3 separate regions of the Homo sapiens genome follow, and all the other regions are linked to region 2. The links are chromatin loops, found by intact Hi-C in ENCODE. Cell type or tissue: mammary epithelial cell. All regions are shown on one strand. Region 1 overlaps FIRRE (firre intergenic repeating RNA element). Region 2 overlaps FIRRE (firre intergenic repeating RNA element). Region 3 overlaps FIRRE (firre intergenic repeating RNA element).

What was found. Peaks named below come from ENCODE experiments on the same cell type or tissue, not always from the same donor. Only the 100,000 strongest peaks of a DNase experiment are listed, where the experiment ranks them.
Region 1: a loop joins it to region 2, with 15 times the contacts of the local background. A loop is called at or near these places in 6 of 110 quality-filtered maps.
Region 3: it touches region 2 in a loop (10-fold over the local background); 8 of 110 quality-filtered maps call a loop at or near these places.

Annotation. Positions count from the first base shown.
Region 1 is chrX:131,774,904-131,782,903 of GRCh38, forward strand. The region is part of intron 4 of FIRRE (firre intergenic repeating RNA element); the gene reads right to left. Among named protein-coding and RNA genes, the nearest start is that of FIRRE, 52 kb to the right of the region's middle. RefSeq lists an enhancer at 3,826-4,165. In mammary epithelial cell, a CTCF peak has its summit at 3,862; a DNase peak (open chromatin) is centred at 3,818; H3K4me3 peaks cover 683 bases; H3K27ac peaks cover 846 bases.
Region 2 is chrX:131,700,776-131,708,775 of GRCh38, forward strand. The region is part of intron 9 of FIRRE (firre intergenic repeating RNA element); the gene reads right to left. Among named protein-coding and RNA genes, the nearest start is that of FIRRE, 130 kb to the right of the region's middle. RefSeq lists an enhancer at 3,434-3,673. In mammary epithelial cell, CTCF peaks have their summits at 3,605 and 4,271; DNase peaks (open chromatin) are centred at 3,526 and 4,286; H3K4me3 peaks cover 1,125 bases; H3K27ac peaks cover 493 bases.
Region 3 is chrX:131,760,503-131,768,502 of GRCh38, forward strand. The region is part of intron 5 of FIRRE (firre intergenic repeating RNA element); the gene reads right to left. Among named protein-coding and RNA genes, the nearest start is that of FIRRE, 66 kb to the right of the region's middle. RefSeq lists enhancers at 2,494-2,773, 3,826-3,875, 7,739-8,000. In mammary epithelial cell, CTCF peaks have their summits at 2,452, 3,373 and 7,842; DNase peaks (open chromatin) are centred at 2,419, 3,429 and 7,869; H3K4me3 peaks cover 1,144 bases.

The sequences.
Region 1 (8,000 bases), 74 kb after region 2:
TAGAAGTTTTTAGATAATTGATTTGGAAATATTTCCTCCCATTCTGTAAGTTGGCTTTTCAAGTTCTGAATTGTGTACTTTGATGCAAAAAGTTTTTAATTTCAGGGAAGTCCAATTTATTTTTTCTTTTGTCATTGCTGCTTTTGGTGGTATAGCTAATAAATCATTGCCAAATCTAAAGTTGTGAAGATGTATCCCTATAGTTTCCCTGAAGGTTTTATAGCTTTAGCTCTTATATTTAGAAATTTGATATATTTTGAGTTAATTTTTGCATATAATGTGAGGTAGAGGTCTAAATTCATCCTTTTGCATGTAGATAACCAGTTGTCTAAGTACTATTTGTTAAAGACTCTATTAACTACTCATAAAATGACCTTAATAACTTTGTCACAAATGAATTGACCACAGTGTCTGAGTTTATTTCCAGGCTCTCCATCTTTTCCATTAATCACTGTGTGTATTCTTATTTGATTATCACACTGCTTTGATTACTCCAGCTTTCCTAATAAGTTTTGAAATCCAGAAGTGTGAGTCTTCCACCTTGGTTTTTCTTATTCAGAGTTTACATTGGTTATTCAGATCTCTTGCAATTCAATAGGATCTTTAGGATTTGTGTTCCTTTTTTACAAAAAAAATGCTCATTGGATAACAATAAGGATTACATTAAATCTATAGATCTCTATGGGTAGTATTGCCACGTTAAAAATATTTAGTCTTCAGACCCATTACCACAGGATGTTCTTTATTAAAATTTAGGTTATCTTTAACTTCTCCATTATTTTGTGATTTTCAGTGTACAAGACTTTCATCTATTTAGTTAATTATTGTCCTGAAATTATGATTCATTTTGATGCTATTGTAAATGGAATTGCTTTCTTAATTGAATTTTCAGATTATTCATTGCTAGTGTACACAACTACTACTGATTTTTCCAAGTTAATGTTCTGTCCTGCAGTTGCTTGCTGGATCTTGTTCACTACCTCTAATACTGTTTTTCTGGGTTTTTGAGCTTTTTTTTTTTTTTTTGACTGGAGTCTTGCTCTGTCGCCCAGACTGGAGTACAATGGCACGATTCCGGCTCACTGCAACCTCTGCCTCCTGGGTTCAAACGATTCTCCCACCTCAGCCTCCCGAGTAGCTGGAATTACAGGCACCCGCCATCATGCCCGGGTAATTTTTGTATTTTTGTAGAGACGGGGTTTCACCATGTTGGCCAGGCTGGTCTTGAACTCCTGATCTTAGGTGATTCACATGCCTCAGCCTCCCGAAGTGCTGGGATTACAGGTGCGAGTCACTGCGCCTGGCAGCATTTTTTATAAGATCACTGTATTTGTGAAGAGAAATAATTTCCATTTTTTCTTTTCAACTGGGATATTTTTTATATATCTTCATTGCCTGATGACCCCAGCTAGATTTTAAGTATAATGTTTAAGAGAAGCGGCAAAAGTGGGCATTTTTCTCCTGTTCATGATTTTAGGAGCAAAGTTTTCAGTCTACCTCTTGACTATATTATTAGCTGTAGGTTTTAATAAATGCCCCATATATCGTGCTGAGAAAATGATCTTCTAATTACATATTATAGATTGTTTTGAGTTGCTTTTCTGGAGAGATGGACTACAGAAAGTGTCTACTGCACCATTGTCATTGATGTCACTTTTGCTACCTGTTTTTGAATTTGTAGGAACACTCATCCTTCTTCAAAATGTGCCTGACAAAATAGTCACATATGAAAAAGTAGTTACAGATAGATAGGCAATGAGCACGGCAGGAAAGGGCTCTCCCTGACCCAGTAGGAATGTCACATGATGGTTCGGCAATGATCACATTGCCCCTCTAAAAATGATAATTTGGTAGCCTGGGAGAGACAATCTCCTGATGATCCACATCTGTTAATATTAAAAGTACGAATTGAATGCAGGCCACAGGGAGAAGCAGCTTCTTGGGCATGCGTATTAAGACACAAAATGGCGAAATATGATGTTCCGGGTACATGCCACCAGAAAAAAGAAAAAAGCCTCAGATGGGCATGTGTATAACTCCCTAAACACACTGCACAGTGCTCAATTCCAAAGGGTAAGGAGGGCACTGCGCATGCGGAAAGCTCACCCTAAAGGAAGAATCATGAGCAAGAGGTAAGCCTATAAGGTCCCATGATCAAGGTTAAAAGGTCTTTTTGTTCTCTTGGCCATTCAGGCACCCACTTGGATCTCTTCCAAGGGTTCTTTCTTTCCTTTCTTTCCTGTTCTAAAGCCTGTTAAATAAACTTCCACTCCTGCTCTGAATCTTGCCTCAGTCTCTTTTCCTGCTTTATGCTCCTCAGTGAAGTTCTTTCTTCTGAGGCGCCAGGACTGAAGTTCCTCTGGACCTATATGGATATGCCGCCTGTTACTCGGGGTAACTCGGTTCACTGCCACCGCTAACAAAGTGAGATCATGGGTAATGCTACCTCCCACAGACAAGCACTTTTAAAATGTGGATTAATTTTCAATCCTTTTCACTCCTTTTGTTTCCCATCCCTTTATGTGTAACAACTCCACTAAATAAATAAATAAATAAATAGAATGGCCGGGCACAGTGGCTTACGCCTGTAATCCAGCACATTGGGAGGCCAAAACGGGATGATCACCTGAGGTCAGGAGTTCAAGACCAGCTTGGCCCACATGGTGAAACCCCGTCTCTACTAAAAATACAAAAATTAGCCGAACTTGGTGGAACCCACCTTTAGTCCCAGTTGTTCGGGAGGCTGAGACAAGAGAATCCCTTCAACCTGGGAGACGGAGGATGCAGTGAGCTGAGATCGTGCTGCTGCACTCCAGGCTGGGCGACAGAGCAAGACTCCATCTAAAAAAACAAAACCAAAAAACAACTCTACTAGAAGATGTAAAACTTTAGGTCCTTTCAGTCTTTAGACAACTAGATGCCCTTGAGACTATCAGCAAACATACTGGCTCCTGCTTTATCACACCTGGAACAGGCCTGTCTTTGGTGTTCTCATACTGCTGCAACAAAGGACTGTGATACAGTAACACTGCCTGAAAGCCTGCTAACTCTTGCTCCAAGGGACAGGACAGAACACACACACCCATCCCCCCCACACACAGCATCTAATGTCTCAGGAAATCCCTGAAGAGTATGTAATGCATGGGAACATGCTGTGTTCTGGTGTTAAATGTTGAGACCATGAGATGAAACTGAGTGATCTCGATAGGAACTGAACATAGGGACTATGAGGATCACGCCATGTGGAGCATATAGGCCAGGGAGTTATGACTGCTATCTGGTCCTTACTCTGTGGCTCATGCCAAATTGTTGACTACAAACAACACTTGAGGCTAGAACATGAAGAACTCCTAGTTTTCTGGGAGGGAAACCAGGTCAAAGACCATCAGGATTTGTAAATTGTTTGCCAAAGATCTCTTCCTAGTTTCAAATAATTTTTTCCTTATTGCACTTTTATCCACCAAGTTTATCACCTGAAGGAGACAATTTGATGCCATGGAACTTGCTGGACTGTAACTGTGTGAAGTAAATCCTATCCAGATGGAACTTGCTGGACTGTAACTGTGTGAAGTAAATCCTATCCAGATAGACACAGTGAGGAGTATATTTAATTTCTGAAAGAACAAGATTCCTGAGGAGCATGGGTAGTTCAGGCCTCATTTTGTTTTCAGATGGACAGAAAAATAGCAAAAATTCAACAGTAAGACAAGGTTGCACCAAACAGGACAAATCTCCATGCAGCCAGATTTGGTGGCGCCTTTTTCCTCTGAGTGGCGTTTTTTCAGACATAAAAGGCGGGGGAAGAGTGCGCCAAGATAGGGCTTCCATGAAAAATGTGAATCACTACTGCCACCGTGAGGAAATTGTTTAAAGACAGAATCCGCCATCACACACTCCTTCCCAGGAAGCTATGGGGGAAGGTCTCAATTGGGCCGAGGTGGAAGAGGATTGGGCTCCAGACTAGGTCTTGTTGCCTTCTCCTCTCAGGTCTTAAGAGAGCTCTGGACATTGACGGTATCTTGGTGTAGAAACTGGACAGTAAGGGGCTTGGAGTGAGGCAGCGGCTGCCAGGCGGCCCCGGCACAGGAAGTCGGGAGCGGGGCCTCGGTTCCTCCTGGTTTGGGCAGGACAGCAGGAACCCACTCAAAGTCGAATTCTTGCTCTTGTGGGAATCTGTCTCCTGTTCCTGCCCCTTAGAGCAAGAGCTGGCGGGCTTTCCCATGGTGTCATCTTGCTACAGGTCTTTGGGTCTCTTGCGGCATCAGTATCCGCCCACAATTGACAGGGTTCCTCCAAGGGAAATTTACAGGATTTGCTTTCCTTCACTATCCAGGTTCTATACCAAGACACCGCCAAAGTCCAAATCTCTTTTAAGGCGTTAGACGAGAAGGCAAGGAGGATCAGCATGGATCCCAGGCCTTTTCTACCTCCCCACAGACCAGACCTTCTCCAACAGGTAGCCCTCAGGGGAAGGACGTTGACGTGGCGTAGGGTGTCTTTAAACTATCACCTTACGATGGGACTAGTGCTCTAGATGTGCCAAGATGTGTCTTGGATTCCCTCTTCTCCCGCCCTCCCTGTCTGAAAAAACGCCACCCAGACACAAAGGCACAAGAAAATATGGCTGCCTTGTTTTTTGCCCAGTTTGGAGTCATCTGGTCTTACTGTGTCACTTTTGTTTCCCATCTGAAATCAAACCAAGGCCTAAACCACCCACCCTCATCGGGAATCTTACTCCTTCAGAAACTTAAAATCTTCCTAACCTAGTCTATATGATTATGAATTACCTCAGACTTACAGGTCCAGTAGTCTCCATGGCATCAAACTGCCTCCTCAGGGGATAAATTTGGGGATGAGGGCACAAGGATAAAACTGCTTGAACCTCAGAGGAGATCTTTTCCAGCAAACAAGTTACAGACCTTGGTGGTCTCTGACCTGGCTCCCCTTCCCGACAACCAGGAAGTTCTTCATGTTCTACCGCATGTGTTGCATTGTAGGCAACAATTTGGCAAGAACCATAGAGGAGGAACCAGAAAGCTGTCATTGCTACATGCCATATGTGCTCCACATGGCATGATACTCATACTACATATGTTCAGTTCCTGTCGAGGTTACTCAGAGTTTCATCTCATGGTCTCATCATTTAACATCAAAACACGGCATGATCCCATGACACTACATATTCTTCAGGTATTTCCTGAGACTTTAAGTGGTGTGTCTGTTTGTGTGTGTGTGTGTGTGTGTGTGTGTGTGTGTCTATTTTTAAATAATTTGTATTTTAGATATAAGTCTTACAGTATTCTCCTACTGGTTAATTAAAGAATAATGCTTGACAAAGATTGAGAAAAATCAATGTACTAATAAAGATGAAAAGCACTACGATACAATTTGTCAAGGCAAAAAATAACCATTTGGATTATTTCCATATATATAATATATATATGGAGTATTTCCATATATATAAAATATATATATGGAGTATTTCCATATATATAAAATATATATATGGAGTATTTCCATATATATAAAATATATATATGGAGTATTTCCATATATATAAAATATATATGGAGTATTTCCATATATATATAATATATATATGGAGTATTTCCATATATATATATATAGAAATATATACATATATATATACACATAGAGAAATATATACATATATATATATATATATATATATACACACATACACTTTTTCTCTTTGGGGGGAGCGAAACTTTTTCTGTCACCCAGGCTACAGTGCAACGGCGCAGTCTCGGCTCATTGCAACCTCCAGGTTCAAGCAAATCTCCTGCCTCAGTCTCCTTAGTAGCTGGGATTACAAGCGCAGGCCACCAGACCTGATTAATTGTTCTGCATTTTTAGTAGACATGGGGTTTCGCCATGTTGGCCAGGCTGGTCTCGAACTCCTGACCTCAAGGCATCCAAAATCCTTAGCCTCCCAAAGTCCTGGGATTACAAGTGTGACCCACTGCACCCAGCTATAGATACATTCCTAATTTCATGCAAATAATAAATCTGTATTGAAATTGGGTTACACTTTACATTGTAGTTTGGAGCAGATCACATGTATATTTTAACAAAGCTTTCAGGAGCATGAATTCATTTAAATATCATCAATACTAAGTGTTGTTTTCAACATTTCAAGCCTTCAATGTAAATGAAGGAAAATCTGAAAAATATATGTTCAAAAACATTCCTTTAGAAAAGTAGACAGTATTTATTTATTTATAATTTTTTTTTTTTGAGATGGAGTTTCGCTCTTGTTGCCCAGGCTGGAGTGCAATGGCTTGATCTCGGCTCACCGCAACTTCTGCCTCCCAGGTTCAAGCGATTCTCCTGCCTCAGCCTCCCAAGTAGCTGGGATTACAGGCATGCGCCACCAGGCCCGGCTAAATTTGTATTTTTATTAGAGATGGGGTTTCTCCATGTTGGTCAGGCTGGTCTCAAACTCCTGACCTCAGGTGATCTGCCCACCCTGGCCTCCCTAAGTGCTGGGATTAGAGGCGTGAGCCACTGCACCTGGCCAATTTTTTGTTTAAATTATAACAGATGCATCACAATGTGCATTTTGGCTCTCTAGAATACATATTTGACTACATGTTTGGTTTAAGGTTCTGACATGTTAGAAGTAGAGTAACATACACTTTACTTTGTCATTTATCTTACCGTGTGGTAAGTTTAATCCTCAAGGTTCTATAATTTTTCTTTTCTCCCTAAATCAGAGGCAGGGAATGGCTGTTTATGAGGCCACAGAGAATGCAATTAAGATCTTGTGATGGGCCAGGCACGGTGGCTCATGCCTGTAATCCCAGCGCTTTGCGAGGCCAAGGCAGGTGGATCACAAGGACAGGAGTTCGAGACCAGCCTGGCCAATATGGTGAAAACCCCGTCTCTACTGAAAATACAAAAATTAGCTGTGTGTGGTGGCGCATGCCTGTAATCCCAGCTACTTGGGAGGCAGAGGCAGGAGAGTTGGTTGAACCCGGGAGGCGGAGGTTGCAGTGAGCTGAGATCATGCCAGTGCACTCCAGCCTGGGTGACAGAAGGTGACTCCGCCTCAAAAAAAAAAATGTGAAGGATAAAGGGACTATCTGGTGTAGATGAATGACATGTACCCAACCTAAATGGGAATGATAGGCTCATTGCCCCTCCACACTACCTTTCATTGCAGAATAAACCAATCAACCTCCTTGTCACTACCACTGGAACTTGGCTAGGTGTGATTTCCTTTCCAGGCTTCCATCCACTGCCCAGGCACATAGCCTCTTTATTAAAGATAGTTAGCAAGGGGTGAATAAAAGACCACTTAGCCTAAAGAATTCTAGGATTGGCACCACCAGCCTTTCTACCTTCAGATATGAGGTACTGTTCCATAGGTAGGTCTGTATTCTTCCATGAAAATGGTCGAGTCAAACTATTCCTCCATAGGAGGCAGTTTAGCAGATGTCTAAGTCTATTTTAGGTGAAATACTCTGGGGAGGTAAGATATCCTTTTTGTCCTTTCCAGGAACAAGGATCATGGAGAAATGCTTCCCCTAGCGTCTCCAAGGCATTCATGCATGCCAATAGTATCTATGTCTGCAGATCATCATTCAACTCAACAAAACCAGCTAGAGAGAGAGCTAGACACAGTCAAAGATGTCAAAAAAGCCAGGCTACCCTAGAATGCCTTACCCTGGAATGCCTGCCTGAATCCTCAGAGGCCAGGAGAGGTCATACCTGAACAAGCTCTTGAAGCACTGTAATGTCACAGTGCAGAACCAGACTAACATTAATTCCTTTCATTAAGAATTCAGATACTGAAATAATAAATTCTGAGGAAGAATGTCATGAGGAATAAGTCACCCATACAATTTTAGCCACTCTTATTGATTCCTCAATTATGAGTCATAGAGTTTCTGGAGGTCTCCACACCAAAGGTTGTATGTCTTCATCAGGAAATAGCTTTGAAGCTGATACAGAAAATACTAGCTAGGATGAGGTAA
Region 2 (8,000 bases):
TTAATTTCAGATTGGATAAGATTTTGGTAATGTTTCTTTACTTCCAAATTTATTGAATAGACAAATGATATGGATGGATAAATGCTTACTATTTTAATACATTAAATGATTTTAAGCCAAAAGACTGATAAACCTATTAAAAATTCTCATTCTTGCCGGGCACAGTGGCTCACACCTGTAATCCCAGCACTTTAGGAGGCCAAGGTGGGCGGATCACTTGAGGTCAGGAGTTTGAGACTAGCCTGGCCAACATGGGGAAACCCCGTCTCTACTAAAAAATACAAAAATAGGCCGGCGTGGTGGCAGGCACCTGTAATCTCACCTACTCAGGGGGCTGAGGCAGGAGAATCACTTGAACCTGGGAGGTTGGAGGTTGCGGTGAGCCAAGATCAGGCCACTATACTCCAGCCTGGGCGACAGAGCCAGAAGTCCATCTCAAAAAAAAAAAAAAAAAAACAAAACTCATTCTCTAATTGTGAGATGTAAAGTGTTATATTTAATACGTAAATTGTGTTTATTGATTGAATAATTCAGTTCTTTATGTCTTTTACAGGAATTTAAAGACTGATTTATGCATAAAACAAGAGAATCAGAAGTATTAAATTTAATCAGTGCTTATTATGGCATGGTCCATTTATATCAGTGTTTTTCTTTTTGAGAGTATTTCCTTATTTTCTGAATCCATGTATAAATAAAAGCTATTTTCTACTAAAAAAAAACCATGGTAACATGGATCAATAAATAATACAGATCAAAGCAGAACTAAACAAAATAGAGATGAAAAACCAACACAAAGGATCAACAAAATGAAAAATTGGTTCTTTGAAAATATAAACAAAACTGCTGGGCGCGATGGCTCACTCCTGTAATCCCAGCACTTCGGGAGGCCAAGACGGGTGAATCACTTGAGGTCAGGAGTTCGAGATCAGCGTGGCCAAAATGGTGAAATCTCATCTCTACTAGAAATAAAAAAAGTAGCCAGGCATGGTGGCGCACGCCTGTAAACTCAGCTACTAGGGAGGCTGAGGCACAAGAATCGCTTGAACCCAGGAGATGGAGGTTGCAGTGAGCCAAGATCACACCACTGCACTCCAGCCTGGGTGACAGTTTTATATTTATATATATATATACACACACACACACACATATGAACCTGATAAACCACTAGCTAGACTAACCAAGAAAAGAACAGACCCAAATAAACAAAATCAGAAATGGCAAAGGAGAGATTACCACTGATACCACAGAAATACAAAAGATCATCAGAGAGTATTATGAACGACTATACACTAACGAACTGGAAAACCTAGAATATGCAGTCTATATATACAAAATGGAATACTCTTCAGCCATTAAAAAAATGAAATGATGTATTTGCAGCAACTTGGATGGAACTGAAGATCATTATGTTAAGTGAAATAAGCCAGGCACAGAAAGGAAAATATAGCTCTCATTCATCTGTAGGAGCTAAAATACTTGTTGGCATGGAGGTGGAGCGTGGAATGATAGATACCAGAGACAGGAAAGGGTGTATTTGCGGGAGGGCAGTGGGGCTGAAGAGAGTTGGTTAATGCGTAGAAACATACAGTTAGAAAAAATAAGTTCTAAACTTTGATAGAAGAGTAAGGTGACTATAATCAACACTTTTCTGTAGTTTTAAAATAGCTGGAAGAAAGGACTTGAAATGTACCCAACACATAGAAATGATAAATACTTTGTTGATAGGTAACTTAAATATCATGAATTGATTATTACACATTGTATGCATGTAACAAAATTTCACATGTACCCTTAAATATATACAAATATAATGTATCAAAAAATTAAAAATAGAAAATTAAGAAAATAAATAATAAATTAAAAAGCTTAAAATATGGAAAGTAAAAAGCTGTTTAATAGTATTGAAAAGTGCTTCTGTTGCAATCTTAAATGAGGTCCACAGCAAGCATACATTACTTTTTTTGTTTTTTTAAGTGTCTGTTATGGAAGGAGAGTATAGAAATGTGTTACTCTCTGTAAGGCAATTTCTGTAATATACAAATTATGCCTAACTACCTCTATTGGCTATGCTTAGAAAAGGATTGTGGCAGACCAATTCTCCCTGACAATCACACAGACAGGCCTGCATGACAGTCACACAGGCAGGCCTGCATAGCACCTCAGTTACACAGACAAATTTCTACAGAGTGGCCTTAACATTGAGCAAATAGTTTAACCGAGGGAAATCGATGCCCAGACATCAAAGCTAGAAATAAAACATATGGTCAAGGCCGGGGGCGGTGGCTCACGCCTATAATCCCAGCGCTTTGGGAGGCCAAGGAGGGCAGATCACCTGAGGCCAGGAGTTCGAAACCAGCCTGACCAATATGGAGAAACTCTAACTCTACTAGAAATACAAAATTAGCCGGGCGTGGTGGCGCATGCCTGTAATCCCAGCTACTCGGGAGGCTGAGGCAGGAGAATCGCTTGAGTCCGGGAGGCGGATGTTGCAGTGAGCGGAGATCGCGCCATTGCACTCCAGCCTGGGCAACAACAGCGAAACTCCGTCTCAAAAAACAAAAGAAAAGAAAGAAACATATGGTCAGTAGGAACCTTGCATGGGCTTCTCTGGAACAAGCCAAAAGAATGGAGACAGTCTTACATTCCTAGTGCCAGGACCCATCTTGGGTCAATGAAATCTGAGACGAGTCAAGGTAACAGAGGCAGCTGCATTGGAGAGTCCAAGGCAGCTCTCCGGACCAAGCTGTAAAGGAGATAAGATAGAAATAATCATTCCGGTACCACAGTAGACAGGCTTTGAAGGTACTGGGGCCCTTTTAATTGGACTTAGCAAGCATTTTTTTTGCCTCTGACATTCTAGTTGAAGCAAATTTAGTTACCAATAGACATAGGCGAATGCTATATTGCAGTAGGCACATAACCCCAACCTATATAAGCACTAAGAAAATTGTAACACTTTGAGTTGGTCTGGTGGAATTATCTCCAGCGTTCTTCCTGTATCCAGTTACAGCAATAAATTCCTGTGTTTCCTAGTTTGCCTGCTTTTCCGTACTAGGCCTCTAGAAAATGCAGCGGGCCGGGCTTCGTTCCTGGAACAGGAGTAACTCCCAAACAAGTATTAGTGTAGGACTGAAAATAAATGCAGACTATCTTGAGAGTCTCAAAGGAAAATAGGGTGGCTAGAGAGGCCTTTCTCTAAGTCTTGAACTTCTAGCATTTTATTCTCTCTCTTAAGCTTGGAGACTTCACACTTATCCTTTCAGGTAGAAAATCTGATACTATGGGAAAGTACTGGATATAGAATGTTGAGCAGAACTGCACAGATTGCATATAATGAAAGCAGAACTCCATAGACAAAGTCAGGTGTCAATTAAATTTCTGAAATAACAATATTCCTGATGAGGGTGAGTGGTTTTAGGTCTCAGTTTGATTCACATGGAAAACAAAAGCGGAAGTTGAGTAGTAAGGCAAGGTTGCCCCCAAACTGGACAAAACATAAGGCAGCCATGTTTGCCGGAGTTTTTTCAGACACGAGGGGCGGGAGAAGAGGGATCTAGACACGGCTTCTTGGCGTTTCTGGAGCACTACTGCCATCGTGAGGATGAAGTTTCATGAAACCCTACGCCATTACACTGTTCTCGAATTCTGGAGAACAGTATTTTTCTCTCTGTTGGGGAAATTCTGATCTGTGGGAAGGAGGAAGAGGCGTGGGGCTCCAAGCTAGGTCTTCTTGCCTTCTCCTCTAAGACCTTAAGATAGACCTGGACATTGGCGGTATCTTGGTGTAGAACCTGGAGAGTGAGGACTTAGAATGAACCAGCCCCTGCCGGGCGGTCCTGGCACAGAAAGTCGTGGGGCGGGGCCTCGGTTCCTCCTCTGGGCAGGACTGCAGGAACCCGCTCAAAGACAAATGCAGGCTCTTGTGGGCATCTGTCTCCTGTTCCTGCCCCTTGGAGCAAAAGTCAGTAGGTTTTCACATGGTATTATCTTACTACGGGTCTTTGGCTCTCTTGTGGCATCAGTATCCGCGCACAATAAACAACGTTCTTCCAGGGGAGGTTTACAGGATTTGCTCTTAGAACCTTCACTCTCCAGGTTCTATACCAAGGTACCGCCAATGTCCAGGTCTCTTTTAAAGCCTCAAACGAGACTAAGCAAGGACTCCCAGCATGGAGGCGAACCCTCTTCCACCTTTTACCAGACCACACCTGCCCCAACAGGTAGTCCTCACTAGAACTCTTTAATGGCGTAGGGTTTCGTTAAACGATATCCTCACGATGGCAGTAGAGCTCCAGATATGCCAATAAACCTCACCTTGGAGGACTCTACTCCCGCTCTTCTTGTGTGAAAAAACGCCACCCATAGACAAAGGCGCCACCAAACATGGGTGCCTTGTATTTTGCCTTCTTTGGGTCCACCTGGTCTTACTGCTGCACTTTTGCTTTTGTTTTGTTTTTGCTTTTGTTTTTGTTTTTCTTTTGAGACGGAGTCTCGCTCTGTCGCCCAGGGTGGAGTGCAGTGGCACGATCTCAGCTCACTGCAACCTCTGCCTCCCGGGTTCAAGCAATCCTCCTGCCTCAGCCTCCCAAGTAACTGTGATTACAGGCACCGCACCCAAGTCGAGCTAATTTTTGTATTTGTAGTAGAGACGAGGTTTCACCATGTTAGCCAGGTTGATCACGAACTCCTGACCTCAGGTGATCCGCCTGCCTCGGCCTCCCAAAGTGCTGTGATTACAGACGTGAGCCACCCCACCTGGCCTTGCTTTTGTCTTCCGTTTGAAATCAAACCAAACTCTAAACCATGCACCCTCGTCAAGAATCTTATTATTTCAGAAATTAAATGTCTTCTTGATCTAGTCTATATGGGTATGATTTACGTTACAGAATTATATGTCCAGTACTTTCCAAGGCATCAAACTGTCTCCTTCAGGGGATAAATTCAATGGATGAGGGCACAAAAAGGAGAAAGTTGCTAGAAGCTTAGAGATTTTCGCTGGCAAACAATTTACAAATCCTGGTGGTCTCTGTTCTGGCTCCCCTCCCAGACAACCAGGGAGTTCTTCATGTTGTAGCTCATGTGTTGCATTGTAGGCAACAATGTGGCATGCATGAATCATAGAGAAGGGACCAGATAGCTGTCATTACTGCATGTCAAATATGTTCCGCATGGCAAGATACTCATAGTACATATGTTCAATTCCTGTCCAGGTTACTCAGTGTTTCATCTCGGGGTCTCATCATCTAACATCAAAACACAGCATGTTCCCATGCCATTACATATTCTTCAGGTATTTCCTGAGACTTTATGGTGTGTGTGTGTGTATGTGTGTGTGTGTGTCTGTCTGCATTTTATAATTTGTCTTTTAGGTATAATGTTTACAGTATTCTCCCACTAATTAATTAAAAAATAATGGCTGCCAAAGATTCGGAAAAATCCACATACTACTAAAGAAGAAAAACACTACCATACAACGTGTCAAGGCAACTAACCTTTTGGATCATTTCTGTGTATATCTTTCAATATATATATACATTCTTGATTTCATGTAAAAAATAAATCTGTATTAAAACTGGATTATAGGCTGGGCACGGTGGCTCACACCTGTAATCCCAGCACTTTGGGAGGCCAAGGTGGGCGGATCACCTGAGGTCAGGAGTTCGTGATCAACCCGGCCAACACAGTGAAACTTCATCTCTACTAAAAATACAAAACTTAGCGGGCACCTGTAATCCCAGCTACTCAGGAGGCTGGGGCAGGACAATCACTTGAACCTGGGAGGCAGAGGGTGCAGTGAGCCAAGATCATGCCACTGCACTCCAGCCTGGGCGACAGAGGGAAACTTTGTCTCAAAAACAAAACAAAACAAAACAAAAAAACTGGATTACATTGTACATTGTGGATTGAATCAGACCAAGTATGTATGTTAACAAAGGTTTGAGGAGCATGAATTAATTTGAATGTCATCAATATTATATGTCAACATTTTAAGCCTTCATTATAAACAAAGGTAAATCTTAAACTATGCCCTCGAAAACATTGCTTTAGAAAAGTAGACACTATTTTTTGTTTGAATTTTTACAGATACATCACAATGTGCATATTGGCTCTCTAGAACACATACATGATTATATATTTGGTTTAAGGTTATCACATTTTAGAAGTAGAGTAAAATATACTTTACTTTGTCATTTACCGTGTGGAAGGGTTTAATCCTCAAGGTTCAATAATTTACTTTTCTCACTAAATCAGACACAGGGAATGGCTGCTTATGAGGACATAGAATGCAATTAAGATTTTGTGAGGACTAAAGGGATTACCTGGTGCAGATGAATGACATGTATCCAACCTAAATGGGAATGATAGGCTCATTGCCCCTCCACACTATCCTCCCTTGCAGAAGAAACCAATCAACCTCCTGTCACTACCACTGGGATTCAGCTAGGTGTGATTTCCTTACCAGGCTTCTATCCACTGCCTAGGCACACAGCCTCTATTAAAGATAGTTAGCAAGGAATGAATAAACAATTCTTTAGCCTAAGGAATTCTAGGTCTGAGACCAGCAACTTTTCTAGCTTTGTTACACTAAGTAGCTAGTCAGGTATAAGCAGAGCAGGTGAGGCTCTCCCCACCCACCAGGAATGTCAGGCGACCATCAGGTGATAGTCAAGCAGTTGTCACACTGCCTCTCTAAAATAATAACTGGGTGCACCCTGCACCAAGAAGCAGTTTCCCAATAGATAAAAACACCTGAAATTGGTAATCAGCAGCTTCCAGTAAGATCTCAGGAATTGGTCAAGTGGGCTTCACATTAAGAGGCAAAATGGTGGAATTTAACTGGTATATGGCCTTCCAGGGATATTGCACGGTAAAGGGAAGAATGCCTCACCTGAGCACGTGTACAGCTTCAGTAAATACACTGCGCATGCAGGCAGCCTGCCGCAATGGAAGAATCAAAAGAAAAGGGACACAAGATGCCGGAAGTAGGCCACCATATAAAATCCTAGGTCCAAGGTCAAACGGAGCACTTGACCAAGATGTCTGCTTGGCCCTCTTCCAAGTGTACTTTACTTTCTTTTCATTTCTGCTCTAAAGCTTTTGAATAAACATCACTCCTGCTCTAAAACTTTCCTTGGTCTCTTCTTCTGCCTTATGCCCCTCAGTCGGATTCTTTCTTCTCAGAAGGCAGGAATCGAGGTTGCTCCAGACCTGTTTGGATTCAACGCTGGTAGCACAGATAACTTCAACCGCTAATATATTTATACAAACACAACCCAAAGAAAGCCAAACACCATTTCATAGTTGACAGTGTTTACTGTATGATTGTTATACCAAATAGGCCAAATATATCATGTTTGGACTTCAGAGGACTTAATATCTAAACTAGTAATTATGTCAGAAAAAAATATAATTTATAATTTAATTTTGGAAGCTTTGTCAAATATCAATGGTTTAAAACACTTGATATTATAAAATCAAATCCCAGGTCACCATGAGTCATTTAATTAGCCAAAACAATAACTCAAAATGTTTTAAAACGGAAAAAACCTTTACTCATTAAGAGGGAGACTTAGCTCTCCAAACAATCTGTCTTTTTTTCTTTCCCTTCTTCTTCCTACAGTTTATTCAAAAGGCAAACAAAAATCTTTCATCATTTCTTAATATCACATGAAAATCTTGTTCAAGAGAGAAAGCCAAATTTCACCATTGTATTAGTGCACTATTGATGTCAAACCCAAATCTTAATGAAACCTTATGGACAAATCTATCCAATTTTAATGTCTGACCATAAGGTAAGATTCTTATAAATCTTTTATAATTCTTTGCCAATTTTTGTTAAAGAGCAAATTAGTGCTGTAAGAAAACTCTGTTGTACTTTTTTTTTTTTTTTTTGAGACGGAGTCTTGCTCTGTCGCCCAGGCTGGAGTGTAATGGTGCTATCTCGGCTCACTGCAACCTCCACTTTCCAGGTTCAAGCAATTCTCCTGCCTCAGCCTCCT
Region 3 (8,000 bases), 60 kb after region 2:
TCATTGCCTGACGCCCTGGGCTAAAATTTTAAGTATAATGTTCAATACAAGTGGCAAAAGTAGGTGTTCTTCTCCTGTTCCTGATTTTAGAAGCAAAGCTTTCAGTCGTTCCCTCTTGACTATATTATTAGCTGTAGGTTTTTAATTAATGCCCCATATATCGTGCTGAGAAAATGATCTTCTAATTATACATTATTAACTGTTTTGAGTTGCTTTTCTGGAGAGATGGACTACAGAAAGTGTCTACTGCACCATTGTCATTGATGTCACTTTTGCCATCTGTTTTTGAATTTACTGAAACACTCATGCTTCTTCAAAATGTGCCTGACACAATAGTCATACATGAAAAAGTAAAGTTGTTACAGTTAGTTACATAGGCAATAAGCAGGGCAGGAAAGGACTCTCCCCCACCCAATAGAAATGTCACATGATGGTTCAGCAATGATCACATTGTCTCCCTAAAAATGATAATTTGGTAGCAAGGGAGAGGCAATCTCCTGATGGCCCACACCTGATAATATTAAAAGTGTGAACTGAATGCAGGCCCCAGGGAGAAGCAGCTTCTTGGGCATGCGTATTAAGACACAAAATGGCGAAATATGATGTTCCGGGTACATGCCACCAGAAAAAGGAAAAAAGCCTCAGATGGGCATGTGTATAACTCCCTAAACACACTGCACAGTGCTCAATTCCAAAGGGTAAGGAGGGCACTGCGCATGCGGAAAGCTCACCCTAAAGGAAGAATCATGAGCAAGAGGTAAGCCTATAAGGTCCCATGATCAAGGTTAAAAGGTCTTTTTGTTCTCTTGGCCACTCAGGCACCCACTTGGATCTCTTCCAAGGGTTCTTTCTTTCCTTTCTTTCCTGTTCTAAAGCCTGTTAAATAAACTTCCACTCCTGCTCTGAATCTTGCCTCAGTCTCTTTTTCTGCTTTATGACCCTCAGTCGAGTTATTTCTTTGGAGGAGGCAAGGACTGAAGTTGCTGTCGACCTATATAGATATGCCGCCTGTTACTCGGGGTAACTCGGTTCACTGCCACCGCTAACAAAGTGAGATCATGGGTAATGCTACCTCCCACAGACAAGCACTTTTAAAATGTGGATTAATTTTCAATCCTTTTCACTCCTTTTGTTTCCCATCCCTTTATGTGTAACAACTCCACTAAGAAAGTAAATAAACAAAAAATAAAAAGGAACGGCCGGGCACAGTTGCTTAAGCCTGTAATCCAGCACACTGGGGGGCCGAGACGGGCTGATCACATGAAGTCAGGAGTTCGAGACCACCCTGACCCACATGGTGAAACCCCGTCTCTACTAAAAATACAAAAATTAGCCAAACGTGGTGGAGCCCATCTGTAGTCTCAGCTGTTCGGGGGGCTGAGACAAGAGAATCCCATCAACCTGGGAGACGGAGGATGCAGTGAGCTGAGATCGTGCTGCTGCACTCCAGGCTGGGCGACAGAGCAAGACTCCATCTAAAAAAACAAAACCAAAAAACAACTCTACTAGAAAATGTAAAACTTTAGGTCCTTTCAGTCTTTAGACAACTAGATGCCCTTGAGACTATCAGCAAACATACTGGCTCCTGCTTTATCACACCTGGAACAGGCCTGTCTTTGGTGTTCTCATACTGCTGCAACAAAGGACTGTGATACAGTAACACTGCCTGAAAGCTTACTAACTCTTGCTCCAAGGGACAGAACAGAACACACACACCCATCCCCCCCACACACAGCATCTAATGTCTCAGGAAATCCCTGAAGAATATGTAATGCATGGGAACATGCTGTGTTCTGGTGTTAAATGTTGAGACCATGAGATGAAACTGAGTGATCTCGATAGGGACTGAACATAGGGACTATGAGGATCACGCCATGTGGAGCATATAGGCCAAGGAGTAATGACCAGATGGTCCTTACTCTATGACTTAAACCAAATTTTTGCCTACAATGCAACACATGAGGCTAGAACATGAACTCTCTGGTTGTCCGAGAGGGGAACCAGGTCAAAGACCACCAGGATTTGTAAACTGTTTGCCAAAGATCTTCCCCAAGTTTCAAATAAATTTTTCCTAATTGTACCTTCATCCACCCAGTTTATCACCTGAAGGAGACAATTTGATGCCATGGAACTTGCTGGACCTGTAACAGTGTGAAGTAAATCATACCCAGATAGTCTCAGTGAGGAGTATATTTAATTTCTGAAAGAACAAGATTCGTGAGGAGCATGGGTGGTTTAGGCCTCATTTTGTTTTCAGATGGAAAGAAAATAGCAAAAATTCAACAGTAAGACAAGGTCGTACCAAACTGGACAAATCTCCTGGTGGCCATGATCCGTGGGGCCTTTGTCTCTGGGTAGCATTTTTTCAGACAGAAAAGGCGGGAGAAGAAAGCTCCTAGACAGAGCTTCCAAGAAAATATGAAGCACTACTGCCACCGTGAGGAAATAGTTTGAAGACAGAATCCGCCATTACAGTATTCTTCCCTGGAAGCCTCGCTGTGGGGGAAGGTCTAATCTATGCTGAGGTGGAAGAGGATTGGGCTCCAGGCTAGGTCTTGTTGCCTTCTCCTCTAAGGTCTTAAGAGAGGCCTGGACATTGGCGGTATCTTGGTGTAGAACCTGGAGAGTGAGGGGCTTGGAGTGAAGCAGCAGCTGCCAGGCAGTCCTGGCACAGGAATTTCCGGGGCAGGGCCTCTATTTCCCCAGTTGTTTGCTGGACAACAGGAACCCACTCAAACACACATGCAGGCTCTTGTGGGCATCTGTCTCCTGTTCCTGCCCCTTGGAGCAAGAGTTGGCAGGCTTTCATGTGCTTGCATCTTGCTACAGGTCTTTGGGTCTCTGGTAGCATCAGTACCGTGTACAAGGAACAGGATTTTACCAAGCGACATTCACAGTATTTACTTTCCTTCACTCTCCAGGTTCTATACCAAGACACTACCAATGTCCAGGTCTTTTTTTTTTTTTGACGGAGTCTCACTGTGTTGCCTAGGCTGGAGTGCAATGGCGAGATCTCGGCTCACTGCAACCTCCCCCTCCCGGGTTCAAGCGATTCTCAGCTTCCTGAGTAGCTGGGATTACAGGCGCCTGCCACCACATCCGACTAATTTTTGTATTTTTAGTAGAGATGGGGTTTTACCATGCTGGCCAGGCTGGTCCTAAACTCCCGACCTCAGACGATCCGCCCGCCTCAGCCTCCCAAAGTGTGGTCTTTGAGGATAGGGCAAGGATGAGCAGCATGGAGCTCAAGCCTCTTCCCCCTCCCCACAGGCCAGACCTTCTCCAACAGGTGGAAGGACTGTCTTCAGGGGAAGGACATTGACATGGCTTAGGCATAGGGCGTAGGGCGTTGCTTAACTATGTCCTAACGGTGGCAGTAGTGCTCTAGATGTGCTAACAGGTGTCGTGGAGCCTTCTTCTCCCGCCCTTCTTGTCTGAAAAAACGCCACCCAAAGACAAAGGCACAAGGAAACATGGCTGCCTTGCTTTTTGCCCAGTTTGGAGTCATCTGGTCTTACTGTGGCAATTTTGCTTTTGTTTTCCATCTGAAATCAAACCAAGGCCGAAACCACCCACCCTCATCAGAAATCTTATTTGTTCAGACATTTAAAATCCTCCTAACCTAGTCTATATGATTACGATTTACCTCAGATTTATAGGTCCAGTACTTTCCATGGCATCAAACTGTCTCCCTCGGGGGATAAATTTGGGGATGAAAGCACAGCGATAAAATTGCTTGAGGCTCCGAGACCACCAGGATTTACAAATCCTGGTGGTCTCTATTCTGGCTCCCCTTCCAGACAACCAGGGAGTTCTTCATGTTTTAGCTCATGTGTTGCATTGCAGACAACAATTTGGCATGAACCATAGAGGAGGGACCAGATAGCTGTCATTACTGCATGCCATATGCGCTCCACATGGCATGATACTCATACTACATATCTTCAGTTCCTATCAAGGTTATTCACAGTTTCATCTCATGGTCTCGTCATTTAACATCAAAACTCGGCATGTTCCCATGACACTACATAGTCTTCAAGTATTTCCTGAGACTTTATGGGGTGTGTCTGTTTGTGTGTGTGTGTGTGTGCATGTGTATTTTATAATTTGTCTTTTAGATATAAGTCTTACAGTATTCTCCCACTAGTTAATTAAAGAATAATGCTTGACAAAGATTGAGAAAAATCAATGTACTAATAAAGATGGAAAGCACTACAATACAATTTGTCTAGGCAATAAATAAATAAATTTGGATTATTTCCATGCACTCCCAGGCTTATTAGGAAGAGGAAATTCCCGCCTAATAAAAGAATATATTTCCATGCATATATTCCCGCCTAATAAATTTTGGTCAGACTGGTTGATCTCAAAAACCCTGTCTCCTGATAAGATGTTATCAATGACAATGGTGCCTGAAACTTCATTAGCAATTTTAATTTCCCCTCGGTCCTGTGATCTCTCCCTGCCTCCACTTGCCTTGTGATATTCTACTACCTTGTAAAGTACTTGATGTCTGTGACCCACACCTATTCGCACACTCCCTCCCCTTTTGAAAATCCCTAATAAAAACTTGCTGGTTTTTGCAGCCTGTGGGGCATCTCAGAACCTACCGACATGTGATGTCTTCCCCAGAAGCCCAGCTTTAAAATTTCTCTCTTTTGTACTCTGTCCCTTTATTTCTCAAGCTGGCCGACGCTTAAGGAAAATAGAAAAGAACCTACGTGAATATCGGGGCTGGTTCCCCGATATATACACATCATTTTTTTTCTTTTTTGAGACTAAAACTCTCTCTGTCTCCCAGCAGGAGTGAAATGGCGAGATCTCGGCTCATTGCAACCTCCAGTTCAAGCGATTCTCCTGCCTCAGCCTCCTGAATAGCTGGGATTACAAGTGCATGCCACTAGGCCTGGTTACTTGGTTTTTTTTGTTTGTTGGTTTTGTTTTTTTTTTTTTTTGAGACGGAGTCTCGCTCTGTCACCCAAGCTGGAGTGCAGTGATGTGATCTCTGCTCAGTGCAACCTCCGTCTCCCAGGTTCAAGTGATTCTCCTCCCTCAGCCTTCTGAGTAGCTGGGACTAAAAGCATATGCCACCTGCCCGGCTAATTTTTGTGTTTTTAGTAGAGACAGAGTTTCACCATGTTAGCCAGAATGGTCTCCATCTCCCAACCTCGTGATCTGCCCGCCTAGGCCTCCCAAAGTGCTGGGATTACAGGCGTGAGCCACCTGGACCATCCCCAATTGTTTTGTATTTTTAGTAGACACAGGATTTCACCATGTTGGCCAGGCTGTTCTCCAACTCCTCACCGCAAGTGATCCAATCACCCTGGCCTCCCAAAGTGCTGGGATTACAGGTGTGAGCCACCACGCCCGGCTATATATACATTCCTAATTTCATGCAAATAACAAATCTGTATTGAAATTGGGTCACACTCTACACTGTGGTTTGGAGCAGATCAAGTGTGTATTTTAACAAAGCTTTCAGGAGGATGAATTCATTTGAATATCATAAATGGTAAATGTTTTCAACATTGCAAGCCTTCAGTGTAAATGAAGGTAACTCTGAAAAATATATGCTCAGAAACATTCCTTTAGAAATGTAGACACCATTCATTTTTTGTTTAAATTTTTACAGATGCATCACAACGTGCGTATTGGCTCTCTAGAATACATACATGACTATATGTTTGGTTTAAGGTTATGACATGTTAGAAGTAGAGTAAAATGCACTGGGCGCGGTGGCTCATGCCTGTAATCCCAGCACTTTGAGAGGCCGAGGCGGGCGGATCATGAGGTCAGGAGATCGAGACCTTCCTGGCTAACACGGTGAAACCTCGTCTCTACTAAAAATACAAAAAATTAGCCAGACGTGGTGGCTGGCGTCTGTAGTCCCAGCTACTCAGGAGGCTGAGGCAGGAGAATGGTGTGAACCCAGGAAGCAGGGCTTGCAGTGAGCCGAGATTGCGCCACTGCACTCCAGCCTGGGTGAAAGAGCGAGACTCCACCTCAAAAAAAAAAAAAAAAAAAAGAGTAGAGTAAAATACACTTTACTTTGTTATTTATTATTTATCTTATGGTGTGGTAGGTTTAATCCACAAGGTTCAACAATTTGCTATTCTCCCTAAATCAGAGGCAAGGAATGGCTGTTTACGAGGATACAGAGAATGCAATTAAGATTTTATGATGGCTAAAGGGACTACCTGGTGCAAATGAATGACATGTATCCAACCTAAATGGGAATGATAGGCTCATTGCCCCTCCACACTATCTTCCATTGCAGAATAAACCAATCAACCTCCTTGTCACTACCACTGGTACTTGGCTAGGTGTGATTTCCTTGCCAGGCTTCTATCCACTGCCCAGGCACACAGCCTCTATTAAAGATAGTTAGCAAGGGGTGAATAAAAGATCACTTAGCCTAAAGAATTCTAGGTTTGGGGACACCAGCATTTCTACCTTCAGATATGAGACACTGTCCCATAGGTAGGTCTGTATTCTTCCATGAAAATGGTCAGGTCAAACTATTCCTCCATAGGAGGTAGTTTAGCAGATGTCTAAGTCTACTTTAGGTGAAATACTCTGGGGAGGTAAGATATCAAGGGTCATGGAGAAATGCTTCCCAGAGAGTCTCCAAGACACTTGTGCATGCCAATAGCATTTATGTATGCAGATCATCATTCAACTAGACAAAGTCAAAGATGTCAAAAAAGCTAGGTTACCCTAGAATGCCTTACCCTGGAATGCCTGCCTGAATCCTCAGAGGCCAGGAGAGGTCATACCTGAACAAGCTCTTGAAGCACTGTAATGTCACAGTGCAGAACCAGACTAACATTAATTCCTTTCATTAAGAATTCAGATACTAAAATAATAAATTCTGAGGAAGAATGTCATGAGGATCAAGTCACCCATACACTTTTAGTCACCATTTTGATTCTCAATTATGAGTCATAAAGTATCTAGAGGTCTCCACACCAAAGGTTGGATATCTTCATTAGGAAATAGATTTGAAGCTGCTACAGAAAATACTAGCTAGGATGCAGTAGATAATGATTTGCTCAGGCCTAAACAATGCCATACTTACCAAGGACATCGAACAGAAAAGAGCCACCTATCTGCCCTCCTTGAGAGAACTGAGATGACATCGGCGTCCTATTATGACAAAAGACTTTCTCCTGAACCTATAACGTCACAGAAGCTGCTGGCTTGTGCGCTCAGATAATTGCTTAGGCCTTCCATTGCATTTTTGGCCTTCATCCTCTTTAGCATATCAGCTCTCCTAAAAGATGATCTGGCCCACATAGGCATCTCAGTGTATCCTTACTGCTCTACAGAGGTCCTTCTAGCTATAGGCAATGGTGGTTAGAATTTTAGTGTATTGAGGACCATGTGAGTGACGCTGACTTCAGATAGATGGTTCCTGGAATTGGCCTGTCATTGCCAGCCAACACTGCTGCTATAAATGTCACAGCCCCACAACACAAGGACAACCAGGTTGCCTAAAGCTCCCAAGGGCATATTCATAACATAAATGCCCCAAGGGTCTGTACTTGGCTGTATCATTTTCTAGCCTTGTCCCCACTATGAGAAAACAGGCCCTGTCCTCTACTTCCTGTGCCAAAACTTCCTGGAAGCAGCTGGCTCAGTCCTGCTCCCTCACTCAGCAGATACTTCACGGAGACTTTGCATTTGTTCATTGCTTCTGCCAGGCCTCAGAGAAAAGGATAGGAAGATCAACTTGTGTCTCGGGTCTGTTCAGCCTTCACTGGCTTTTCCTTCAATTGCTAGGGCTCACATGGAGGAAACGCTCACGGCTTTGGATGCTACGAAACTGTTTCCGCACGATGGCAGTATTGTACGGGAGAAGCCAACTGACTTTGCTCTAGGCGCTATTCTCCCGCCCATCACATTTCAAAAAAAGGCCAAGAAGAGACAAAGACACCAGAAACTAGAACTACTTAGCAGTTTGCTCAATTTGTGTAAACTTATTCCACTCTTAGCATTTT